Linked DNA regions of Homo sapiens: all the other regions are linked to region 2. Evidence: chromatin loops called from intact Hi-C (ENCODE). Cell type or tissue: B cell. All regions are shown on one strand. Region 1 overlaps LOC105377923 (a long non-coding RNA gene). Region 2 has its middle 93 kb from the start of PRDM1. Region 3 has its middle 77 kb from the start of PRDM1.

What was found. Peaks named below come from ENCODE experiments on the same cell type or tissue, not always from the same donor. Only the 100,000 strongest peaks of a DNase experiment are listed, where the experiment ranks them.
Region 1: it touches region 2 in a loop (3-fold over the local background); 3 of 110 quality-filtered maps call a loop at or near these places.
Region 3: it touches region 2 in a loop (10-fold over the local background); 2 of 110 quality-filtered maps call a loop at or near these places.

What each region holds. Positions count from the first base shown.
Region 1 is chr6:105,875,859-105,883,858 of GRCh38, forward strand. All of the region lies in intron 2 of LOC105377923 (a long non-coding RNA gene), which reads right to left. Among named protein-coding and RNA genes, the nearest start is that of PRDM1, 210 kb to the right of the region's middle. In B cell, no CTCF peak of the experiment used is centred here; DNase peaks (open chromatin) are centred at 333 and 4,513; H3K4me3 peaks cover 1,993 bases; H3K27ac peaks cover 2,320 bases.
Region 2 is chr6:105,989,105-105,997,104 of GRCh38, forward strand. It overlaps a transcript of PRDM1 not described here. Among named protein-coding and RNA genes, the nearest start is that of PRDM1, 93 kb to the right of the region's middle. RefSeq lists a silencer at 3,402-3,611 and enhancers at 4,142-4,676, 5,746-6,278. In B cell, no CTCF peak of the experiment used is centred here; DNase peaks (open chromatin) are centred at 3,487, 5,297, 5,707, 5,937 and 1 weaker place; H3K4me3 peaks cover 3,833 bases; H3K27ac peaks cover 2,536 bases; H3K27me3 peaks cover 2,918 bases.
Region 3 is chr6:106,158,968-106,166,967 of GRCh38, forward strand. No RefSeq gene overlaps it. Among named protein-coding and RNA genes, the nearest start is that of PRDM1, 77 kb to the left of the region's middle. RefSeq lists enhancers at 4,238-5,084, 4,546-4,625, 5,085-5,931, 5,356-5,455, 5,476-5,525 and 2 more. In B cell, CTCF peaks have their summits at 4,826 and 5,030; DNase peaks (open chromatin) are centred at 4,644 and 5,674; H3K4me3 peaks cover 1,852 bases; H3K27ac peaks cover 2,436 bases.

The sequences.
Region 1 (8,000 bases), 110 kb before region 2:
GTGTATATACACATATGTGTGTGTGTGTGTATATATGGTTGGTGCAAAATTAATTGCAGTTTTGCCATTCAAAGTAATGGCAAAGGCTGTGCAATTACTTTTGCACCAACCTAATATATACACCTACACACATTTTTCAAGGCATAATCCCATGCATGCACTGAGAGTTTCTTGGGATACCAGGCGTCTCTTATCCACCAAGTTAAACTTGTCTCATCCCACTTTGCCCTAGAGCCCTCAGAAGGATTGCAAGCAGAGTGCAGCCTCCCCTTTGTTCTGGCTGCAGCTGTCTCTGCCTGGATGAGCTCTCTAAGAGCCCAGGGTAACGGTCTTGACCGTGACTACTTACCGAGAGGCTATGAAAGGATAAACAGGCAGCCACATGAACGCAATGCTCTTTAATTACGTGGTCCCACCATGGAAGGAAGGCCGGCAGACAGGCAGACACATTCCAATTACACTAATACACCTTGTAAACATCAAATATTTTTATTCTGAGATTAAAGACAGCCTGTATCCTCACAACACTCCTGAGACCGTGCGTCTCAGGGCTGCCAGTGCTGCTGGTGAAACAGGATTTCCTTTGATTAAAATAGACTTTCATATAAATAACAGCCTCAAGTCTAGAGGTGGTCAAATGTAACTTCCACTGCAGACTGTCCACAATCTCAATTGTAGTTCTTAAAAATCTTTCAGAAAGGACAGGGTTCATGTTCTCAGAGGAAACTGATTAACCTAGCCTCGTTTTCTTCCAGTTTTTACCCTACCTATCCAGAGTCGGCAGTCAATTGGTTCCCTTGGTTAACGCTTGGTGGCAGTGGGCCTTGAGGCTTAAATCTGGTTGTTGTGTGGGTCACCTGCCTTCACTTGGTGTCAGCTCTTCCTGAGTCACAGACCGAGATGTTACTAACCCAGCCAAATTCTTTTATCCAGGCCAGCGGGGAACCAGTGACCTGAACGTGCAAGGTGAGTTGTCTGGGTACCTCGCCACTGGTTGTAAGCTAATCTGTAGAGAAAAAGTGATGAAATTCAGCAAAACCATTCATATGCCTTTCTGATAGTGAGCCTTTTCATGTGAGTCATCATCATAGGCAAAAAAGTCTTTGAAGCTCCTGATCCTATATCACAAATAAATGTTAGAACTAATAAATAAACTCCCAAAGAAATAGGTTCTCTATTTGAACCAATAAAACAACTTGTATAAGATGAAAACTTCTGGTCTACTCCATTCAGGCTGCTGTAACAAAATACCATAGACTGGGTGGCTTAGAAACCATAGAAATGTATTTCTTACAGTTCTGGAGACTGGGGGGTAAAAGATCAAGACGCCAGCAGATTCAGTGTCTGGTGAGAGCCCACTTTCTGCCTCATAGATGTTGCCTTTTCATTGTATCCTCACGTGGTAGAAGGGGTGAGTCTCTCTCTTGGGTTTCTTTCATAAGGGCACTAATCCCATTCATGAGGCCTGCACTCCTATGTCCTAATCACCTCCCAAAGGCCCTAACTCCTAATACCATCACCTTGGGATTAAGAGTTCAACATAAGAATTTATGGGGAGACACACATATTCAGACTATAGCACCATCTTAGTGCAAACAACTCCACGTTACAACGGTAGCTCTTTGTGGATGGTCTGCTAAATAGTTACAGGCAACCGAGTCTTTACACAGGCATTGCAGTGTCAATACCTAGGCAAGTTTAATACATAAAAAAAAGCAGACAATGAATCCTTGAAAACTATCCTATTGTGACATGAACCATCAACTCTAATTTCTATATCACATTAATTTGAATTTTTATATGTCATTTCTTCAAAGTGGGTGCCAATGCTACAAATTGGAGGAAATTATGCTTTATGAGTTCCTCTGCAAAACACAGTCTCTCTGGCACAGGGAGGTGATCTAGGAATCCAGATTCAGTGACTCTCCTGCTTTAGTGGCCCTTTATGGAAAAGCTCCAAGATACTTGGGGATACTCGAATGGCTCAAAAGACAAGAGGTGGGCAAGGTGGTCCTGAGAAAAGGCAAACCCATTTAGTTCCTCATGCCCACCCATGACAGTCCATCCCAGCTTAGGCTTTATATAGATTAAGGTGAACACCAAGGGAAGGCCCAAGGGCAAGGCACAGTGATTAAAGGGTAGTAAGATACAAGGTAAGTGTGAGATACAAAGAAGGGGCTTCCCTATACTTAACACATTTGGGTTAGGGAGATCATTAAGCTCATTGTTGACACTTTGGAAGCCACAGCATTCATTGGTTTATCCACTCAATAAATACCCTGACTACTTAGCTACTGTTTAACAGGTTCTGTGATGAGGGCTTAGGATAGAAACACAGGTTGGACAAAGCCCATGACTTCAGGGTGTTTATAGTCTGGTATAACAGACAGAGAAGGAAACACTGGGGGCAATAGAGCCCATCTGAAATGTGTCTTAGGAATATCACTATGGTTCAGGAGGAAAGAACATATTTGAGGAAGATCAGACTGAAAGCAGGGAGACCAGGTAGAACATTATCGCCCAAGTTCAGGATTAAGGCAACCGGGGCTTGTACTATGGCAGTGACCATGGGAACGGAGAAGAAAAGAGAAGCTGGATCCAAGTCTAGGGGCCAAGTTTATGAGGCTAAATTGTGACAGGATTTAAGGAAAGAGGAAGAACCACATCTAGAATGACACCTAGGCTATTGGGTGCTGGAAAAGGAATACAGGACAGTGGGAAGGGGGGCGGTAGGGAGCAGTTTTGGGGAAAGGTATGCCGGATGATTTGAGATTGGAATGTTTTGAGTTCAAGCTTCCTGTTGTACGCTTAAGTTAAAGTGCAGAAGAGAAGTCAATGCTGAATAAATATATCTAGGAGTCGTCAGGTTACTAAAATAAAGAGAACAAATGAGATCTCCCAGGGAGAACACAGGGAATGGAAAGGAAGGCAAAGAGGCTCTGAGCAAGGGGTGGTGACGGGCGGCACCATCACAGCACAGAGGCACACTAGACATGTTTTTCAATTAGAAAAGAGTCTGGTGGAAAAACCACAATGAGATATCATCTCACCCCAGTTAAGATGGCTATTATCAAAAAGTCAGAAAATAGCAAATGCTGGAGAGGATTCGGAGAAAGGGGAATGCGCATACACTGTTGATGGGAAGGTAAATGAGTACAGCCACTGTGGAAAACGGTATGGAGGGTCTTCAAAACTCTAAAACAGAACTACCACATGATCCAGCAATCTGACTGCTTCACAGAGATCCAGAAGAAAGTAAATCACTATATCAAAGAGATACTGCACTTCCATGTTTATTTCAGCACTATTCACAATAGCCAGGATATGAAATCAACCTAAGTGTCCATCAAAGGATGACTGGTAAAGAAAATATGATACACACACACACACACACACACACACACACACAGTGGAATATTATTCTTCCAAAAAAGTAAGAAAATCCTGTCATGTGTAGCAATATGGATGGAATCAGGAGGACATGATGTATAAGCCAGTCACAGAAAGACAAATATTGCATGTTCTCACTCGTATGTGGGGCTTAAAAGATTTGATTTTATGGGCGTGGTGAATACAGTAGTGGTTACTAGAAGCTGGGAAGGGTAGTGGGATGAAGAGGGGTTGGCAACAGGTACAAAAGTACAATTGGATAGAAGAAATAAGGTCTAGTGTTCAGTAGCACAAGAGGAAAACTATAGTTAACAATAATCTATTGTATATTTCAAAATAGCTTGAAGATTTGGAATGTTCCCAACACAAAGAGATGATCAATTTTGAGGTGATGGCTGTTCCAGTTACCCCAACTTGGTCATTACACATTGGATGCTTTTATCAAAATATCACATGTACCCCATAAATATGTACAACTATTATATATCAATGAAAGAAGCTTAAAGTGTTTTTTTAAGAGTCTAGTGGAAAAGCAGAAGATGAGTGAAAATAATAAAGGAATACTAAAGATGGAGAGATTGCCCTGTAATAAGCATGGTACATTTCTGCTAAAATTTACTGTATTTGATTATAAATACCAAATTCTCACTAAGTTCAATAAACCTTTTCTAGTTAAAAAAAAATTATTTGTTCCTTTTTCTTAAACTTTGTGTGGGGATTGTTGCATTAAAAGTGACTTCATTTCCAATTCCAAAATAGTTTTTACTTTTTGTAAAAACTGAAAGTGATGATGCTTCTGAGCAGAAATGGGTGAGTATGTTGAAGACTGCCTTCTTTTGTGAAATCAAGTTCATATCAAACACTTTTTGGCTAGAATTACTAATGCATTACGAAGACTCCTATTTCTTTAAATAGAAAATAAAAGTCCACTTTCCCATAACTTAGATCAGGAAGGCTGCTTCTTGTTGGCCGGGGGTTTTTTATAGTTGCAGCTTAAATTCAGGATGATTTTTATGAGGCAAGGAAGACGTAGATCCTTCTGCAAAAAGAGGAACTTTCACAATTAGTGAAAACCAAGAGTGCTGACACGAGGGACTGGGGAAGATGCTATAACCACAGCGCGTGATGAAGGGAAGACAGCCCTCAGCCACCTTCCCAGCCTGTGCCGGAGCACACGCGCCCCCGCACTTACTGACACTCTTCACGTGTCGGATCTGACTCCTGAAGCAGGTATCACGAGAAAGAGCAAAATGCCCATCTTTGCCTTTAATATTGAAACCAGCTGTGTTGATTCCTCTCTGACCACCTCTCCCTCTGCCTCCCCCAAGTAGTTCACACAGATAAAATGTCTTCAGGACAAACAAGCAACCTTTCAACTTCATGGCTTATTAGCAAAAAGCCTTTTGAAGGCTTCTTTTCAAAAGCTGCAAGTACCCAGTAGAGGCCATGGTGATATAAAAAAGGTTGTTCTTCTCTTAGAAGGAGAAACTTCAAAGCAATCCCTGACATCCCAGAATTCGCTGCTTTTCCAGTAAATATCTGTTTGGGCCAGAGAATTTCAAGCTTTTGGATAAATTCAAAGATGAAGAGCCTGTATTTGGCGCAGCATTTCTATTTGTGTTCTGCACCAGAAAACCTCATCAACTGCATGTATATAACATCACAAGCTGATCACTCAGAGTCAGAGGGGCAAACGTTCACTTTGGCTTTGCTGAGCCTTTCCTTGAAGAGCCAAATCCAGCAAGGACATAGGCAGGCTCCTGAGGCAGGTGTGATGGAGGTGAACACAAGGCGGCAGGGGTAGGAGAGGAGTCTGTGCTCAAAAGGAGGGTTCATTGCAAATTCACTGGTGGGCAACCTTGTGGAAAGGAAGGTTTAAAGTATTTGACTCACAACTTTTAAGGATGCAAGAAATACTGTGAAGTATTTGCCGTATTAATTATGAGTCATTTATATGTATTTGTTAGAGGACTTATATTAAGAAACCGGAGGGTTTTCATTTTGCGGGGGTGTTTTTGGTAATTTGTCCCCCCTGCCAACCCTCACTCATCAGATGTCCTTTCTGTGTCCAGCCTGGGCTCCAATTTCACCATCTTTCACAGACTTGCCACAATTTTCCCTCCTAAGCTTCAGCAGCAGCTCAGGTGGACTATTACTGGTTTTCTGCTGGCACAAGTTACCTTCCATTCTATAGAGATCAATCTCAAGCAAAGCCCTTGAACAACATCTTTTCGATAGGGAGAATTGTTCACTTGTCCATCACTGACTGCTGCCCTGGGTGAGATCTCTAGCTCTCTGTCTATAATCACAACAAGCACATCATGCACACTCTTCCTTGTCGTATGCAAAGTAAAATCTCAAGATCACTAATGCAAAAGAATTCAAGGGCCAACCAAAACCAAGAGAGTAAAAAGATACTGTCTTGAGGAACAAAATGGAGGCAAAATATTGACAGAGTGGTGACATTTATTGGAAGAATTGAGATTTAATTGAAATGAGCACAGAATGAGAAGTTAGAAGCCCATCCTAACCCTGCTTTTGCCACTAACTCACTGGGCAGTTCACTTCCCCTTTGCTCGAGTCTCTCCATTGTATAATTTGAATTATCCACCCACCTATCTGAGATACGCAAAGTTACCTGTTTTGTTTATTCAAATACATATTCGTACTGAATTTTATATTTGGTTAGTGTGAAAAGCAGTATTTTTCAAATATGTATTCCTTAGGAAGAAATTAAGTCTCCAATCTTCTTAGTGTCTAAGGAATAGGGTCACCTCGCAATTACAGGGTCAGTAGTGGTCCTTTGCCCACCCCTGGGACCCTTAAGCCTGGACAAATAATTTTTTTATTTTTTGCAGCTAAGAAAGTCTGGCTTGTAGTTACAGATTAAATCTCATAGGCATCAGTACTTGATGATGTGACCGTGGGTTTAGAGTTCAGTTGCTGAAACTCAACTTCAGTCAGTTGAGCCAATGGGAATCATGCTGTAGACAATGAGCTCATGCTATCCAAATCCATCTGAGAACAATTGATCAAGCAGAACACAAAGGAGCAAATGAGCTGGCCTGGTTTGGGAACAGAGACTACTCATCCATGGAGGTTTCTCTTTCCCATCCAGTTGACCCATCTTGGATCAATTCCTTAGTGAGCTCAACTTCAGATCAGAGGAAGCTAGTTGTTTTTAAGGGAAGCTCCTGCTGGAAACACTCTTGGAGAGTGCTCTTCTCTTCCAAGGGAAATTTCTATACCAAGAACTGAGGCTGACTGCCCTGAAATAGAACACACTCTTGTCTAAATACAGCTGGCAACACTTCTTATTCCCTGGCTTGCCTCCTCCTAGTCCCTGTACACAACATACCTTCCTATTACCACAACTCAACATTTACTCCAGTTGAAATGCAGCCAGGTCGTTCATAGCTTTCTTAACATGGTACATTCCAGGCTTTTGCTTACAAGATCCTGGGGCTGTTAGCAGGGTCTTAACAAACCATCTCTTAAGGTAATCACAAACCATCTCTTAAGGTGATCACAAACCATCTCTTAAGGTAATCTCCATTTTCTGTTGATCCTTTTCAGTTTCCCTTTCACAGGAGAAGTTTCCTCACCTGGTCCCCAAATTTTGAGGGCATGCCTTCTAAGCCTGCAACTTCCACAAGGGACTGACTACACACACATACCCCAGGGGTGCCTCTGAGGACAGAGTCAAAATGCATTTCATATGCATTACACACAACTGGTCATTTGTAAATGATTTACACCGTATCATAAGAGAAATCAAACCCACAAAGGCCATAATTAGCTTTATCTCAGGAAAGAATGGTATATTGCATAGTTCCCAAATGACACAGTCCATGAACCAGTTGATTCAGATCAATACAATTGTGTGTGTGTATACGTATATACATTCCTTGATCTCCACATCAAATCTACAAATTAGAATTTCTTTTGGTAAGACCCAAGAATCTACATTTTTTACTTTCCTGGGCATTTCTTATATTTTTCTGGCTAGAATCGGAGCTCTGCTACAACCTGGAACATGCACTGGGAAAGTTACTAAACCTCTCTGCGCCTTGGTTTCATTTTCTGTAGAATGTTTATAATAGCTACCCCTTAGAATTTCTGTGAGATATAAATGAGATAGTATGAGGGAACTGCCCAGAACGAAGTAGCTACTTTAGATATGGTAGCTATCAGTAAAATTATAATAAAACAGCAATGCAAATGAGAAAGACCCTGTGTCTGGAGCAGAAAGAGCCAAGCCAAGAGGGACTGAGCACAAGAGTGGGCAACACACGGAGGGGCAGATGCAGCTGAAGGTGCCGGGGCTCCATTCTCCCAGTAGGCAGAATGTGGCATCCAAGTGTAGCCAAGCTGCCAGCATACGAAGCATGACAGGAAATAGTAGTGCTGTCCCAGCTGGAGGGAGGATTTTAGCACAGGGGATTCAAGAGCCTCAGAAATCCAGACCCACATGCAGCCTCAAGGAAGCAGGTGACCAAGCCCTGGTTACCCCACTGGAATTCCACAGCAGGCTTCCAGTCCTTCACAGTCAGAACAAGGGGTCATATGATGCAGGCTGGTTCCAAAGACAGGGACTCAGGTACACAGAA
Region 2 (8,000 bases):
TTTTGCTCAGCAATGTATTCGATGTACATGGCATACAGTAGGTATTTATTAAATGTTTCATGAATTAATGAATAGACCTAGGAGAAATGATAAGTGGGGTTTTTTTTAAGCACAAAGAAGCCAAGGGCAAGAAACAACCAGAGATAAATTCCTTCCATCTCGTTTATTCAATCTAGTGAGGAAGTCTCATTAGTGAATAGTGCAGGGTAGCAACTGGCCAGACAGCTGAGTTTGAAACCCAGCTCCGTTATTTACCAGCTGTGTGACTTGGGATAAGTTACTTAACCTCTCTGAACTTCATTTCCTCTTCTGTAAAATAGGTACAACAGAGCTCCCTTGTAGGGTTGTTTTAAGAATTAATAAACATATACGCCTGATATTTGGAGGTACTCTACAAACAAACATTACCATTCATTCACTAAGCTTTTGAGGGCTTGCTATAGGCACTGGGGATACAAAAATAAACCAAAATCCTCCCTCAAGATGTAAGATTCTTAAGTAATATGGCAACTACAATAACAGAGATAATCACAAGGAGCTATGGGAGCAGAAACTCAGCTGCAGAGAGGGATGCAATACAAAGAAAAGCAGCACGTCTTTAAAGACCATAGGGCTGAACAACACAACTTGTAGGGGAGAGTGTGACCACCACAAGCAGTTGGCTTCCCATTAAATACAAAGTCTCCAACTTAATACAATGGCTAATGAGGGCCTGTCCAAAGGCACACTCCCCTGTTGTCTCTCTGCCCTCATCTCTTGTCATTCTCCCTGCTCTCTTTTTGCCTCTCCTGGGTATGCTAAGCACGCTCCTACCTCAGGGATATGCACGGGCTGTCCCCTCGGTGTAGATATTTTTCCTCTGTTTCTTCACATAGCTCACTGCCTCATCTTTTGCATCTTTGCTCAAAAGTCACCTTTTCAATAAAGCCAACCCTGACCAACCTATCTAGAATTACCCTCCCTCGTCCTATCAATTGTGCTTACTTATGTTTATTGTTTACTGATGTGATCCTTCCCATAACATAAGCTCCACAAGGGCAAAGATCTTAGCTTTTTTTTCCCTGAGACATCCCAAGTGGCTAGGACAGTAGCTAGCACACAGTGGTGTAGAATGAATGAATGAAGTGTGGCTAGAATGTGAAGTCAGGGCAGGAAGGAGAGAAAGGCAAAGCCAGAGAGAGGTACAGAGCCTTAGAATGGTGGTAAAGAGCTTAGATTTTTATCTGGTAAGTAATAGGAAGCCTATAAAGGTGAGTGGCATGTCCAGATCTGCTTTTCAGATAAGTCACTCAACAAAGGACTGGAAGGAAATGATAATGGCAGAGGCTTACAGTGAAGAGGCTGCTGCAGCAAGGGAGCCAGGGAGCAAGACAAGGAAGGCCTAGACTGGAGCAGCAGGAATTAGAAAGGAAGGGAAGGGGCATATCTGAGGCACAATTAGGAGTTTAAATCAGGCAGGACTTGATAACTGACTTAAAGTGGAGGGCAGAAAAAGAGAAGATTCGAGCATGGCTTCCAGGTTTGTAGTATGGATGACTGGGAGGTTGAACTAAGTAAGATCTAGAATGTCCAAAGGGAGAATGGTAGGAGAGGTGATGAGTTTAGCTCCATATATATCCAAGCGGTTTCTTTGTCATTTGTGAAAGAGGGAATTTGGAGCACAGAAGAGAAGTTTAGACCAGAGATATTCTTTCTAGGTGACCTAGTGATAATTATATTAATTTTAAAGGGAAAACAACTTTCATTTCAACCATCCAAATTGGCTTCCAAAAGCAGGAATTAAAAAACAGCTATATTTTAAAATTAACATTTTACATATCTATTCTATGTCATTTTTTTCCAGATAGCAAAACAAAAATGATCTTTTTGGTTATTTAATTAATTCTTATTCTGGACTGCACTTTTTGGTAGATTTTCAGCTAACTTCCCAGAGAAAATAATAATCTCTTCCCCCAAAAGAGTTACCATGTTTGCTTGTGAAATAGCTAGTGGGATAAGACCATACCCTTTCATTTTGTAAAAGTATAAGGGAGAAGTTAAGGAAATTCAAAGGCCATATTATATATTCAAAACAAATTTGAGGAAATACTTTCAAAATGATGTGTAATTAGTTAGTGGAAGTTACTATCACGACCAAAGATTGAAGCAAATTGCTTTATAAGCTTTCCCTTCTCCCTAATCAAACCTGTATATAAAAATAAAGCATGGAAGAATGGACAATACTATATTGTCACTTAAAACTACACACAGGAGGAAGCATAACTTGTTTAACTTTAACAATAATAATTTATCGAGCATTTACTTTGTACCAGTCATTGTGCTAGGCAACTGTCAACACTTTACCTGGTTTCTTCTTACCCTCTGAAGTGTACAAATAACAAATAAACAACAACAACAAAAAAAAAAAACAAAAAATCCCAGAAGTCTTAAAGTTTGAGCAACTTGCTAAAAGTTTTCAGGTGTTGGAGAAATCTTTTTAGAGAGGAGAAAACAAACCATTTTTTTTCCTTTCAAAGATCCAATTATTTATTGCAACTTGCCCTGACTTGTTACAGATGGACACTTGAAGGTCACCGTAGGCAAAAGAGCCTGACTGGTTCACAGGTTGCTGCTGTGCTTCAGAACCTAGTAAGTCAGGCACTGGAAAATGTGCAACATGTAAAATAACACTGTTATATAAATGTAAGAACAAATGAATGGGCCAAGCTCATGTTAGTGATCTGGAATGGTTTCTTTCTATAGGTGAACTTATTTAGGACTATGGAAGAATGTTTTAGTCAGTGACCAGCCGCGATAATGACTGATAAGGGCGGTTAGTGATAAGCGATAAGGACAGGTACAGACATAGGACCGCTGGCTGGGCTCATCCAGAGCTGGCGCGCAGCCCTCTCCCTGCACTCGTACTGAACTGAGTCCAGTCCAGTCCCCCACAGGTTAGAGGTGAGACGGAAGCCATCGTGAGTTTGTTTTTTCAGCGAGTGCCGTTTCCTAGGTTGGATGACAAGCCAGCTTTGGTGGCCCTTCGCTCTCGCTACCCTAATAAACTACCTGGAGCAAGTCCTTCTTCAGAAACAAATCACCACGTCAGCGCTCGGAGGGTGAAGCCCCTACTACTTTCTACTTTTGGTTGTGATGCTGGAGGCCCTTACAATTTCGCAGAACGTTTTGTGGACGCGCGAGCTCAGTGTTGCCCTTGCAATGGGGAAAACACCTGCTTTCCGGGTCCTCGTCCTCCCGGGAGCGCGGACCCTGAACAGCCCCCGTCCGACCTCCCCGGCTCATCACCCCCTTCCAGAAACGCATGGAGCTCTTTTTCTTTGGACTGCCTCTTTTTTGTACTGGCCATCTCAAAATCAAACAAAACAAAAAACAAAAGAAAACAAAACAATATCACTCAGGTGTGAAGCCCCAGTGCAGAAAGTGAAAGTGGGACTAATCCCGGCTGCTGCAGCACCGCCGAGTGAGCGCCAGGGAGGGGCGGGGCTCCAGGGCACGGCGCCCGGTCACGTGACGCGCGTCCGCCCAATCCCAGCGGGCCCTCGCCGCGCGCAGAGCTGGGCCTGGGTAGCTCTTCTCTCTCAATGAAAGCTATATTTTGGGCTGTTACCACCTAAACGCCATGTGGAAACAATGCACCTCCCTCCACTTCAGGTCCCCCTTGCCTGTAAACCTCGAGAGCTGGACGTCCCTTAGCCTGGGAGTTCCTGGACACTGTGCACAATCACTCGTCAACCGCTACCTACTAGGTAGGCGGGAAAGAGCTTTGCTTTCTAGGCGTGTGTCTCCAGATGGGCCCAGGAAAGATAGGGCCTCAGTTCTCTCTGGTTTGTTTGCTGGGGAGGGAGTTAGAGCTGTAAGCCTCCTTCCTCCAAAAGGATGGTTGGAGGGAGTCCGAAACCTTTGGGTCCCAAGACATGACCTAAGGAGTCCCGCTGTCGCCACTCTTCCCGGTTTGGTAGAGGGGGCCCGTGAGTGGCATTTAGCTCTCGCAAAACTGGGCAGATAGACGCACATGTCGACCCTCCTTTTACAATATTTCAAAATAATTCTGCATTGTTTCTCTACTGGAATCGTTAATTATGCATAACTCAGTATCTTAATTTAAAGGAACTGAAGTCCTAACTTTGGGTTAGGTTCTCTTACAAAGACTTCAGGGATGTTTAGCTGGCATCTCGGGTTTGATCCCCAAAATCCACCACGAAACAAAAGCTAGCTTTCCTAAACTCAGTAACAATAGGAGAACTGGTTTAAGCCACCTCTGGGTAGGCAACCCCCACCCCTAAAGCCCTCCTTACTCCAACCTGCCCCTAGGTATGTTTGTGTAATCAGAGACTGATTGTAGCTGCTTTGACGTTTCTCCTCGGGAAAGCTTAGTTTGCATTCATTGAAGTTGCTTGCTTTCTAGGTTCATCTAGGCCAGCAGGGAAGGTGCCACTTGGAAGATTGCTGGGTTTCCTGCTTCGAAGTCTTCAGGAGCGGGCTGAGCTGCGCTGGTGTGCCGCTTAGGACTGCAATGAGGAGGGTGACGTTAGAAGGTCTTTAAAACGTTACGTTTACTATTTTAGGAAACAGATTTTCAAAGAATCAAGGGTAGGGGACAAAATACATTTGGGCTAGGATTTTAGTGAAGAGGGATCACGCCCAGAATGAGGGATAGTAAAAGAGTGGTGGTATGGGGCTCTGATATCGCTTAATCTGTAATCTCCGGCAGTGTTGATAGCTCTCCTCTGGCATTAATTCTTCAGTCTTTTAAAACGGAGTAGAAAGGGACGTTGGATTGATCATTACGGTTTGTTTGGAGAATAGAATTTCGTGTCACCAACTTGGAAGGGTAAATGAATTGCAGAGTCGGATACAGCTAATTTGGGGGAATGTAAGCTGGATGTCTTTTCCTAATTTATGAAACGTGAACGGGGGTAAGGTATTTATTTGTACGCTAGTTGAAGTGGGGCAGGAGCACTGATTCCTGGACAGTCACTCAAAAGCTGCGCCCAAAGTTTTAAAAAGCGCGGGGACGGTGGAGAGGGAGGCGAAGAGCCCGCGCTGCTGGGCTGGGCTCGGGTGCCGCGCTGGGGACGCCGCATCTACTGAGCGGTCGCCGAAGACGCCGGGAGGCGAGGGGCGAGGTAAGACGCCGCCTAAAGAGGCCCGGGCTCTCCCCCGGGGTCGTTGTTGGAAAAGCAAATTCCACGGTGAACTCTACCAAGCTCAGCGCGTACACAGCTAGCGGCTCTGGATTGGACTGCATTCGCCTAAATTGCGTAATTAAAAAAAAAAAATACACCACTGCCACCCTACAGCGACGCTTCCGCTGGAAGACGAGCGGGGACGCGTGACAGCGCGGGGATAGCTTTTCTATTACGTTTCTTGTTCTCCGAGCTCGAGCCCCCTTTTAAAAAGTCGCTCACCAAAAACGGGGTGGGGGATGGAGGTGGGGACGAGAAGTTTCCGAATGCTGAGTTCATTTGGACGAGGTGAGGAGAACTAGGGTCCTAACAGCAGGTCCAGAGGACTCTCGAGATAGGTTTAGAGCCCGTCCTTTTGTCTGGAGTGTCGCGGGACTCCAGAAGTGGGTTGTGCAAGACAAACTTCCAGATAAATCTTTGCCCGGATCCTCCTGCGGTCAAAGCATCAGTCCTGCCCGTAACTTCCTAACGACATCTTCTTGGAGCAGATTCCGCGGCGGGGATGGCTGGGTGTGCAAACCGAAAACAGTTTGTCAGCCCTCCAGTCCCGCCGCGTCGGGAATGCGAGCCCGGCCACGCGGTCCGACCGGGTCCGGGGACGGCGCGCTTGTCGCGGGAGCCTCCCGGCTTGCGGAGGGCTTGAGTTTTTTGGCGGAGACAGAGGAAAGCCTCTGGTCGAGAGGATTAGAGCGCGCGTTTTCTCCGCCGAGCACGCTGCCCGACGCCGTCGCAGCCGCGCACTTCCCGGTTTTGAAAGCCAGAGAGATGAGTCAAGCGCAAAAGCTCCGGAGTGACAATGCGAGCTTTTGGCCAGCCTCATCCTCCTCCCCATTCCCTTGCCTTCTTTTAGGTCTTCGGTTCGTGACAAGTGCATAGGTTAGGCTTGCACGGAAGAGGGTCGGGGCAGGTGCCAGCTCAGGGCACCTACCCGGCGTTGTCACGTTCCCTTTGGGATCAATGATCTTTCATAACTAGGCTGGGCATGTTCGTGCAGCCCTCTGGGCACTCTGGGGGACGTTCTCATAAGGCTTTTTTTCTTTTCTTTTCTACCTTTTAACAGAACCTTCTAGGAAAAGTGTTTTTTAAAGTTTTAAATATACTGATGTCTACAGAAACGGATAACAAAATTTCAAAGCGGAAGGGAGGAAACAAAAGGAAAAGGTGTTTTACTTGGCAGTCATTGCTGAAGCTACCATAGTGTAGGATAGAGGAAGAGCGTTTCAGAAGAGAATTGGTTAAGTAAAACCTTCAGCTGTAACGTAATAGAAAAGACACAGTAAATGGGAAAAATAATAAAATGTACACTAGATACATTACACAGACGATTGAGAACTTATGCTCCCACTGAAAGCCTCTTTCTCCCAGGGAGAATATTTATGGAGGAAAATTATTTAGTTATTTTCACAGTATTACATTGTCCTTTGAATGAAAGTTTTTTTTTTTTAATCAGTCAGCTAGACTTGGTTCTTTAATTAGGAGGCACAATGAAGTTTCTAACAGATGTTGTCAGCCACAAACTCTGATCCAAAATAATAAGTGTAACTAATTTTCGGGGACAATCTTTAGTTTGTAAGGCCTGAAATTAAAATACGATGCTTTTAAACACTGTGGTTCAAAAATGTAGGAAAACATTTGTTCCAGATCTTATAGTGGCACCATTTCCTTGCTCTGTGTTGGAAAAGCCTTAAGTAGGATATGACCCTTCTCTCTCACTCCAAAACCTCTTTTTTCAAACTTGATTTCTTTCTGATCTTAGAAATTCTACTTTAAAAATATTTCCTGATTTTTAAAAGTCAGCCAGATGAGGTGAAATCCTTAAAATATAACATATTCCTGATCAGATCACATAACTTTTCTCATAAACTAAGTCTTATAAAGAATATGCTTAAGCAACTCTTCATCTAAATATAGCTTTCAAATATGTATAATTTAATCTGAATCGGTGTTGTCAAACTTCCAGTACCCTGAAATATAAGCACAAAGATCAAATTATCTATAATTGTCAGATAAATGTGGTAGCCACTGGTTCTGCTTGGTGTAGTAAAAATTAATTAACAATTAATCATTTTTAAATTGAATATACAATGTTAAGACAAAATATTGAGTGGGATGCTCTAATATATCCAGTTCTTAATTCTTGGCATGGCATCATGACTTCTAAACTCTATATGGTGTGTTGAAGATTTGAAGATTTGTCATTGTAAGTTACCTGTTTCCTACACATTGGAAAGAGGGGGAAGTTAATACGTTTTCTATAGCATTCAACTCCTCTGCTGCCAAAACATCTTATAGTTTGGACTGCATTTTAATATATGCCATATTTTGAAATCTATTTGGTTTTGAACAAGCTGCAGCCTCTGTGCAAATAACCTGTCATCCTTTAGTGGATCTTTATGGCTATTTTAAATAAAAGTTTTTTTAAAGTGCCAAGAGAGAACATTACAAAGTGAGGTCTGTCTTCTTGGGATTCTATATCTATTTGAGGGTGAAGGGTAGATAGGGCTGATGTTACATCTTTTGACAGAGGGCTAGTAGAATCCTATGTTTCTGACACAAATTAAATGTGATTTCCGCCAAATTGACTGTCTCCTGGCGTGGAGGCACATCACCACGATTTTGGTTTGCCACATTGAAATAAATAAGAAAACAAAGGCTGGACTTGCAAAAGCTACTACTTATTTTTCAGCTTCTTTAATGACTAGGATTCTTTCACTTATCTGCCCTGGACTACACACTGACAGGCTGCTGGAATTCTGAGCAGTAAAAAAATTCTAGATGGCCAATATAATTTAAATGACAAATGTGTATTGAGCA
Region 3 (8,000 bases), 170 kb after region 2:
GTATCATGGAATCAGGCCCACTGGGATCATTTTTTCTTTCTTAAGGTCACCTATGTCATAAAATAGCAGCTAATCATGGGAATAAAATCCATGGTATTCTCAGGGTGTATACACAAAGGAGGATGCAGGAAATCCTGGGTGCATCTTAGAATCCTGCCCACCACATCACCTTAAATATAAATGTGAGGCACTGGTGAGCTGAGGACAAATCCACTTTTGGACAATGGTAGCTGGGGAGGCCACTGTGTTTCTTTAATGAGTCTAGAAAGATGTCCAAGAGAAGGGAAAGCTTAGGAGTTCTTGGAAAGTTGGGAGGGTCCTGGAATTTCTGAAAGTAACTTGATGGTGTGGAGGGGTGGGTTTTCCCGGTTAAAAAATGGAGATGAGGAAGGGGGCTCAGGGAGTGGATGAGATGTGCAGGGAGTGGGTGGGAGTGCTGACGCTGAAGGAACCAGAGACTGGCATGGGTAGCAAAGCAGCAGGGAAGGAAACTCATCTGGGAGCCCCGAGTCAGGGCTGTGATTCTGATCTGCAGTGTGGGGAAGGTGCTGGTATGGCCGAGGCCCACGGCAGAGGGGATCACCTCAGTGGATGTGCTGGAGCGAGTGGAGGGTCCTGCTGAGACAAGTCTATGGGAGGCCGAGGAGAGCTGCGTGGCCTGCAGGAAGTCTGCCAGCTGTCGTGGAGGGAGACTAAGGAAGGCAGGGGCTTTGGCTGCTGGGCTACCATGAGGGTGAGATTTCCCAGAAGAATGTCTAGCAAAGAACTCTTGGCTATGAATAAAGGAGGAAACATTTTCCAAGAGACCACAGAGCCCAAGGCAGTGCCAAGTGCTGGCCCATGGGCCACAAAGTTAGCTGCTGACTCACCCTGTGACTACAGGCACCTTACTTGGCCTCTCACTGCCTTTGTTTCCTCATCTATAAAATGGAGACTAACAATAATTCTGCCACTGCTCAGTCTAAATAGCACATAGAGAACACTTTGCAGTCACTAGCTGCCAGGAATATGCCTCTGCCTTTTCGTGGGCTCTGCACTGTGGCTCCACCTGTAACCTGAACTAACCATTCGCTGCTGGGGAAGAACACAACACAGGTGCAGTGTAGCCTGTTGCGGCCCAGCCCTGGGTCAGGCTGGTTCGGAGACCCCTTCCCTAGCTGGACCCTGGGCCTCAGGAGAGTCACATCCAAACTGTGTGTAAGTCAAACAGCAATTCTTGTTTAGGAGACCACTTTGTGATACATAACCTCCTGCTAGATTCCTTCCTTGAAGGAATTTTCTTGGGGATTCCAAGTGAAGAAGTTTCCCCAAGTCACATGTAACTCACCCTTCACTTTCACTCCATCATTCATTTTGTTAGGCAAAGCCCAGGTGTCACTGTTGAAAACTTACCAAATGGTGAGCCTACTATAAAGCTTTGAAACAAGAGCCAAGCATTCGCTCACATTCCGTAGATCCCACAGATGTACTTTGGGTGATGGTTGTAGGAATCTGTAGGCAGGTGTAAGTCCATTTCCTCTCTGGGCCTAGATCAAGTCTAAAAACTCTCAAGACAATATTGGGCCGTTGTTGACATATCCTAGAACTTTCCAGATCCCAACAAGGTGCTTAGAAAGAGGTGGGCTGCTTTATCAAGGACTTTAAGAAGTGAGCAGTGATTTGAACTGAGAAGAAGCTCAAAGGAAAGGGGTTTGATGCCAGCTTCTAGGTCCCAGCAGAAGCCAGGACAAACCCTGGCAGAGAATTGATGTAGCTGGGGCTGCCTTACGATGTACCAAACCTCAGAGAGGAGTCAAAACCAACCCTTAGGCTTTTGTTCCAACCTCATGAGGACACAGTATCAGGAGCTCCTTGCATCCTGAGCAGGAAGGTCCTTCTGTGCCAGGACATGTCTTGTGGCCTGAAGGTGCTCCACTAATGGACAAGCATCGTCTAGGGACTGGATCTTCTCCATGTGGGGTCCTGGAACACAGTCAGGCCACGCAGTTGGGCAGCAGGGTAAAGTGCAATGCGGGGCTGCTCTTAGTGGGTCCACCTTGCCCCCACTGCCAGGACAGAGATAGGGCCTGCGGAGCTATTCTGGGGCATGGTGATGGGCTGAGGATGGGCCTTGGAGCCCTGTGATCACTCTCAGGGTGGCCTGGAACAGGCTGAGAGTCTTCTGGGTTTCCAGGTGGACAGGCTTGTCTTCATCCAGAGCCCCAGGACTCCTGCATTCTGCAGAAGTCTCTGGGTCCACCAGGGCACACGTTCAAAATGCTCTTCCTGTGGTCTCTCTGCTCAACCTGGAAGGCTCTTTCAGCATCTTTCTAGAATTGAGCAGAGTCTGGCTGTATCTTCAACCCTGGATGGCTTTGCCCACAGTAATTCTTGGTTCCTATATTTTTGTCCCTAAACACACCATCTTAGCCTCTAGAATTCTATGATGCCCCTGCTTTGTGAGCTGCAGCAATTTACCAACTTGCTTAATTCCAGGGTTGCTTTTTAGGGAGGAATACTCCCACAAACTCCACCACTAAGGGGCCATGAGACTTTGGGGCAGTCATAGCACTGCTTGGGACCTCAATTTCCTCATCAGTATAATGAGGAAACTGGGCTAGATGATCTCTAAGGTGCTTTTGGGCTCCAACATCCGTTCATCTATGATCCTACCATTCTGAGGCTTCCCTGTAGAGCTTCAGTTATTCATTCAACAAATGCTTATTCAGCAACTCCTGTGCTAAGTCCTGAGGATACACCGTGAACGAGATGTGGCTACTGTCCTCAAGGAGGAGGAAAGTAAAAATTCAAATTAAGAAAAAAAGACATATATAACTTTACTAAACAGTGTGAACTCAGTGGAGTAAGCTGTGACAGTTGAAGGGCCACCTCATTGTTTCCTGATTCTAGGGATCACTTCTCTTCATTGCCTGATGTCCAGTGTCTTGGAAACTGTTGTTTCATATATTTTGTCTGTTTTGTGTGTGTGTGTGTGTGTGTGTGTGTAGGGGTTGTTTCAGGCAGGAAGGTAAATTTGGTCTCCATGACTCCATATTGGCCAGCAGCAGAAGTCCTAGCAAACTTTTTTTTTTTTTTGAGACAGGGTCTTGCTCCATTGCCCAGGCTGGAGCACAATGGCACGAGCCCGGCTCACTGCAGCCTCAATTTCCTGGGCTCAAGAGATCCTCCCACCTCAGCCTCCTATATAGCTGGGACTACAGGCATGTGCCACCATGCTCAGTTAATTTTTTATTTTGTAGAGATGGGGTCTTGCTCTGTTGCTCAGCCTGGTCTCAAACTCCTGGGCTCAAGTGATCCTCCTGCCTCAGCCTCTGAAAGTGCTGGGATTACAGGCATGAGCCACCATGTCTGGCCTCCACCAATTTTTGATCATACAATCTAATTTTTAAAATTGGGCCTGCATCCCCATCATATTTATATTTATCTATAAATTTTATATGTGTACACTTGTGAATACATGTAGCATTAATCATATTTATTAGTAACAGTAAAGCTTAATTTATTTGTTGTTTAGATTGAAACACAGATAGAAATAGAAGTTAAGATATTTTCTTCTTGCACACCAATGGATCATCTGTGTATCTACACATCTAAGGCCAAAGGACTCAGGAAGACCAGTTCTGTGAACTTTCAAAATTGGTTGGAAAAGGTATCTGAGATACTTGGTACGGGTAACAGTACACATTTTGTTCTCAAATCAGAAACAGGAGATTGGTACACTTGGCTGATACCAAATAAAGCTAAGGTTCTACAAAAAGAGTCCTTTAAAAATAGTGTTTGAAAAAAAATTGCATTCCTTGGTCCTATTTGACAAAATTCCCACAATTTTCTCCCTTTACCTTGGTCATACCTTATTTAAATGTCAAAACTGTCCATAAATCTTAAAACGCATTCTCAGTGCTATATACTAGGCAATGTGGAAAAATGCAAAAAAAACCCAAAAAAACAAAAAAACCCTCTGAATACAAATGCCTATCCTGAGTTTAGCTATCTTTGCTTTCCTGCCTGTGTCATGAGTGGGATGCACCCAGGGGTGATGTCTTAGTCCATTTTGTGCTGTAATAACAGAATACCACAGACTGAGTGATTTACAATTAATAGAAATGTCTTGGCTCACAGTTCTGGAGGCTGGGAAGCCCAAGACTGAGGAGCTGGCACCTGGTGGCTACATCATCCCATGGCAAGAGAGCAAGAGAGTGAGAGAGCAAGAGAGTGAGAGAGCGAGACAGCGAGAGAGGGAGAGAGAGAGAGTGCGTGTGTGTAAAAGAGGGCCAAACTCCCTTTTTATAACCAACCTACTCCTGCAGTAACGGCATTAATTCATTCACTCTGCCCTCATGGCCTGATCATCTCTCATCAGGCCCCACCCCCGAACTCTGTTACAATGGGGATTAATTTTCCAATACATGCTTTTTAGGGGACATAGTCAAACCATATCAGGGGGACTTTAACCACCTGCACTTGAAGAGAAAAGGAGAGGGCACTGAATTAGGTCTGTACTTCCTTTCTGAGACTTTAGAAGATATCAAGAGACCTGGCTCACTCCTTTCCTCCAGCAGCCTGTTCAGCGTGGCCCTTGAGCTTGACTCACAAACAGCAGTGGAAAATAAGCAAGGGGAAGAACGTGCCTGCAGAGCCCAAAGTCAGCCTGTAGAGCTCAGGCTGGCAATCACTTTCACTCTGCTGCAGCAAGCACCCCTGGGGCTGCTGCCCAAGGATCAACGCAGCAAACCAGCAGGAAGTGGAATAGTCAGCAGAAAGGGTCAAGGAAACCTATCCTTTGTCAGACAGGAGCTTTATTTCCACTCTGGTCCACAGCCTCAAAGGGCAGCTGCCTCACAGGGAGAGTATTTGACCAAATCCGGTTTGCACGTTTGAAATAAGAACTCCATTTATTGCTCTCTGAAACCGAGTGCTAGAAGGCCCCATTCCCAGCAGCCTTGACACCCCCCGTCCCCTCCTACTGTGACAGTCCAGGTTGTTCCAGCTGCCCTGGCTGATGTCTGGCCCTCCAGGATGGATATGTGTCCAAGAAATCCCAGACCCATCCTCCACTTGGACGATTTTGCAAACCTTCACATAAGAACAGATTGCACAAGCGGTATGTGTGAGGGCTGACGGAAGAAAAAGGGAAGAGCTCTTTCTGCTTATGACTGGGACGCTGTTATTCATCAAGCTCTGGTGTTTCAAGTGAGTTTTGTGGATGAGGAGGCCAAGTCATGTCAGCACTAGAAACCTCCCTGGCCTCAGTCATATGTGCTACCCCACCTCTTCCCCACAGCCCCTGCCATTCCTTTATGAGGACCCTCCCTGTTTCGTGCTTTCACAGAGTAAAGCTGCTGTGAGTGGTGCCTTGAGTCACACCCAGCTCACACTGCCCCACAGAATCTGACACGAGGTCTGGGGTGAACTCTGTGGCCCTGGCCTCCATCTTCTGCCCTGCCCTTGCTTCCTGAGGTGGGCAGGAAGCGGGACTCGCGATGAGGGCTAGGCCCCGGCTTCTGGCAGTGGGGGAGTTTCTATCCTGCCCAAGGGGTTAGGGGAAGGAATGTTGGTCACATGAAATCCAGGGGCGGCTATGTAATGTGGGAGACAGCAAGCATCATGTTCCCACACTGTAAGTCATGATGACACTGTTAAAAACGACGGGTGGGTGGGGGAAAGTGAAAGAAAAAGAATAAGGGGGAACAGAAACCAAAGTGAGGCATACAGAGGCATCAAGCAAGACTAACGGCCAAGGTACGAAGAGAGGCCAGGGGAAGGGGTGGCCTGGAAGGGAGTCAGGAAAAGGCAGACGAATCAGACTGGGTAGGAGGAAAGGAATCAGGCCAAGGAAAACATAATGAGATGTGAAGAGAAGACACGATCATTTGGGGAGATGGCAGGGAATCTGCCACCAAGTACATCAACACAGGGTGTTGAAGGCCGGGGCCAAGAACACCTTTGGGGCATCACCCCAGTACAGCATGGAGCAGCACCTGACTGTGAAATCTGTGTCTCTGCTTGCTGGAGGCCTAACTAAATTCAGATGGAAAGGGTCTGTGAGACTCTTAGAAGAATAGAAAGGGGGATGGAAGTAGAGGGAAAAGACCAGAGAGACCCATCTGTGCTTCACAGCTCTTCACGAGTTCATTCCCAAGCAGGCTTTGCCTGTGGTCTTGTGGGTGATGCAAAAAATTAAGAAAATAAATAAAAATTTTAAAATAGGATCTTTGGCTTTTGTTCTCATAACCTAGGAGAGGGAACAGGTGCACATACACAAAGCACCAAGCAGCAACAATTTTATTGAGACTGTTCAGAGGACACAGTAACAGAATACTGGTTGAATGAATAAATGAAGACCAAAGAAAGGAAATGCAGAAAGGCTTTCTTGACCATGTCATTTGTCATTTTAAAAAATGCAGGAATTGGTCAGACGCGGTGGCTGACACCTATAATCCCAGCACTTTGGGAGGCCAAGGCAGGTGTATCACCTGAGGTCAGGAGTTCCAGACCAGCCTGGCCAACATGGTGAAACCCAGTCCCTACAAAAAAATACAAAAATTAGCCAGGCATGGTGGTGGCCATCTGTAATCCCAGCTACTTGGGAGGCTGAAGCGGGAGAATCGCTTGAACCTGGGAGGTGGAGGTTGCAGTGAGTTGAGATCGTACCATTGCACTCCACCTTGGGCCACAAGCATGAAACTCCGTCTCAAAAAAAAAAAAAAAAAAAAAAGCAGGAATTAAACAGTGTTGGTCAAAATGGATGAAAAATTCAAAAATGGACCAAGAAGGTACAATACCCAGGCTTGACAATAGCATAGCACAGGTTCTGAATCAAAGCAGAGAGCAGGAGGCATAGCTGCCAATTCTAGTCTTCTGGGTGAGCTGAATCTGCCTAGACATGGTATTTAACACCTTAAAAAAAATTTACCCCCTAGGAATCATATTTAGTATATAAAAGGCAACAAGGAAAGACTGGTTAGATGGCCCTAGAGGAGGCCAGTTTGCTAGCATGGAAGCAAGGCTTTCCTGAGGCTGCTGGTTTGGACAGAGACAGATGTTGGAAGACCACTGAAGAGCAAAGATCAGGTGAGTAACCTAGATTGGCAGGAGGCCAGATGCAAGAGGAGAGTGGTTGTATATGTGTGTGTCAAAGAGGCAAGGGCATTCAACTTTCAATTGAGAAAAATGAATAGGGGGGCTGGGCATTGTGGCTCACGCCTGTAACCCCAGCACTTTGGGAGGCTGAGGTGGGACAATCTCTTGAGGTCAGAAGTTCAAGACTAGCCTGGTTAACATGGTGAGACTCCATCTCTAAAAATAAAAGTAAAAAATCAGCCAGGCATGGCGGCATGTGCCTGTAGTCCTAGCTATTCTGGAGGCTGAGGTGGGAGGATTGCTCGTTCCCACCTATTCCCACTATCCACTATCTCTAAAAAGAAAATAAAGAGGAAAAATTGATAGTGAAGATGATGATTACAACAACTAACATTTGAGTGCAAACTGTGTGCCAGGTGATGTTCTAAGCACTTTACATATATTAGTTTATATAATCTTCACTACCACTCCCTGAAGTATTATTATTATTATTTCGAGACACAGTCTCACTCTGCTGCCCAGACTGGAGTATAGTGGAGCAAGCATAGCTCATTGCAACCTCAACCTCCCTGACTTAAGCAAACCTCCTACCTCAGCCTCCCAAATAAAGTTGCATGCCACCATGCCCAGCTGATTTTTTAATTTTTTGTAGAGATGGTGGTCTCACTATGTTATCCAGGCTGGTCTTGAACTCCTGGACTCAAGCGATCCTCCTGCCTTGGCCTCCCAAAGTGCTGGGATTACAGTTGTAAGCCGCCATGGCTGGTCTATTATTATTATTATTATTCTCATTATTATTTGCCTTTTATACAGAAAGAAATCCAAGCAGAGAGAGATCAAACAATTACCCAGAAATTAGCCCAGGACTCTAACATTAAACTCTACAACTCTCTCTGAAGTCATGAAAAATTTAATGTCTC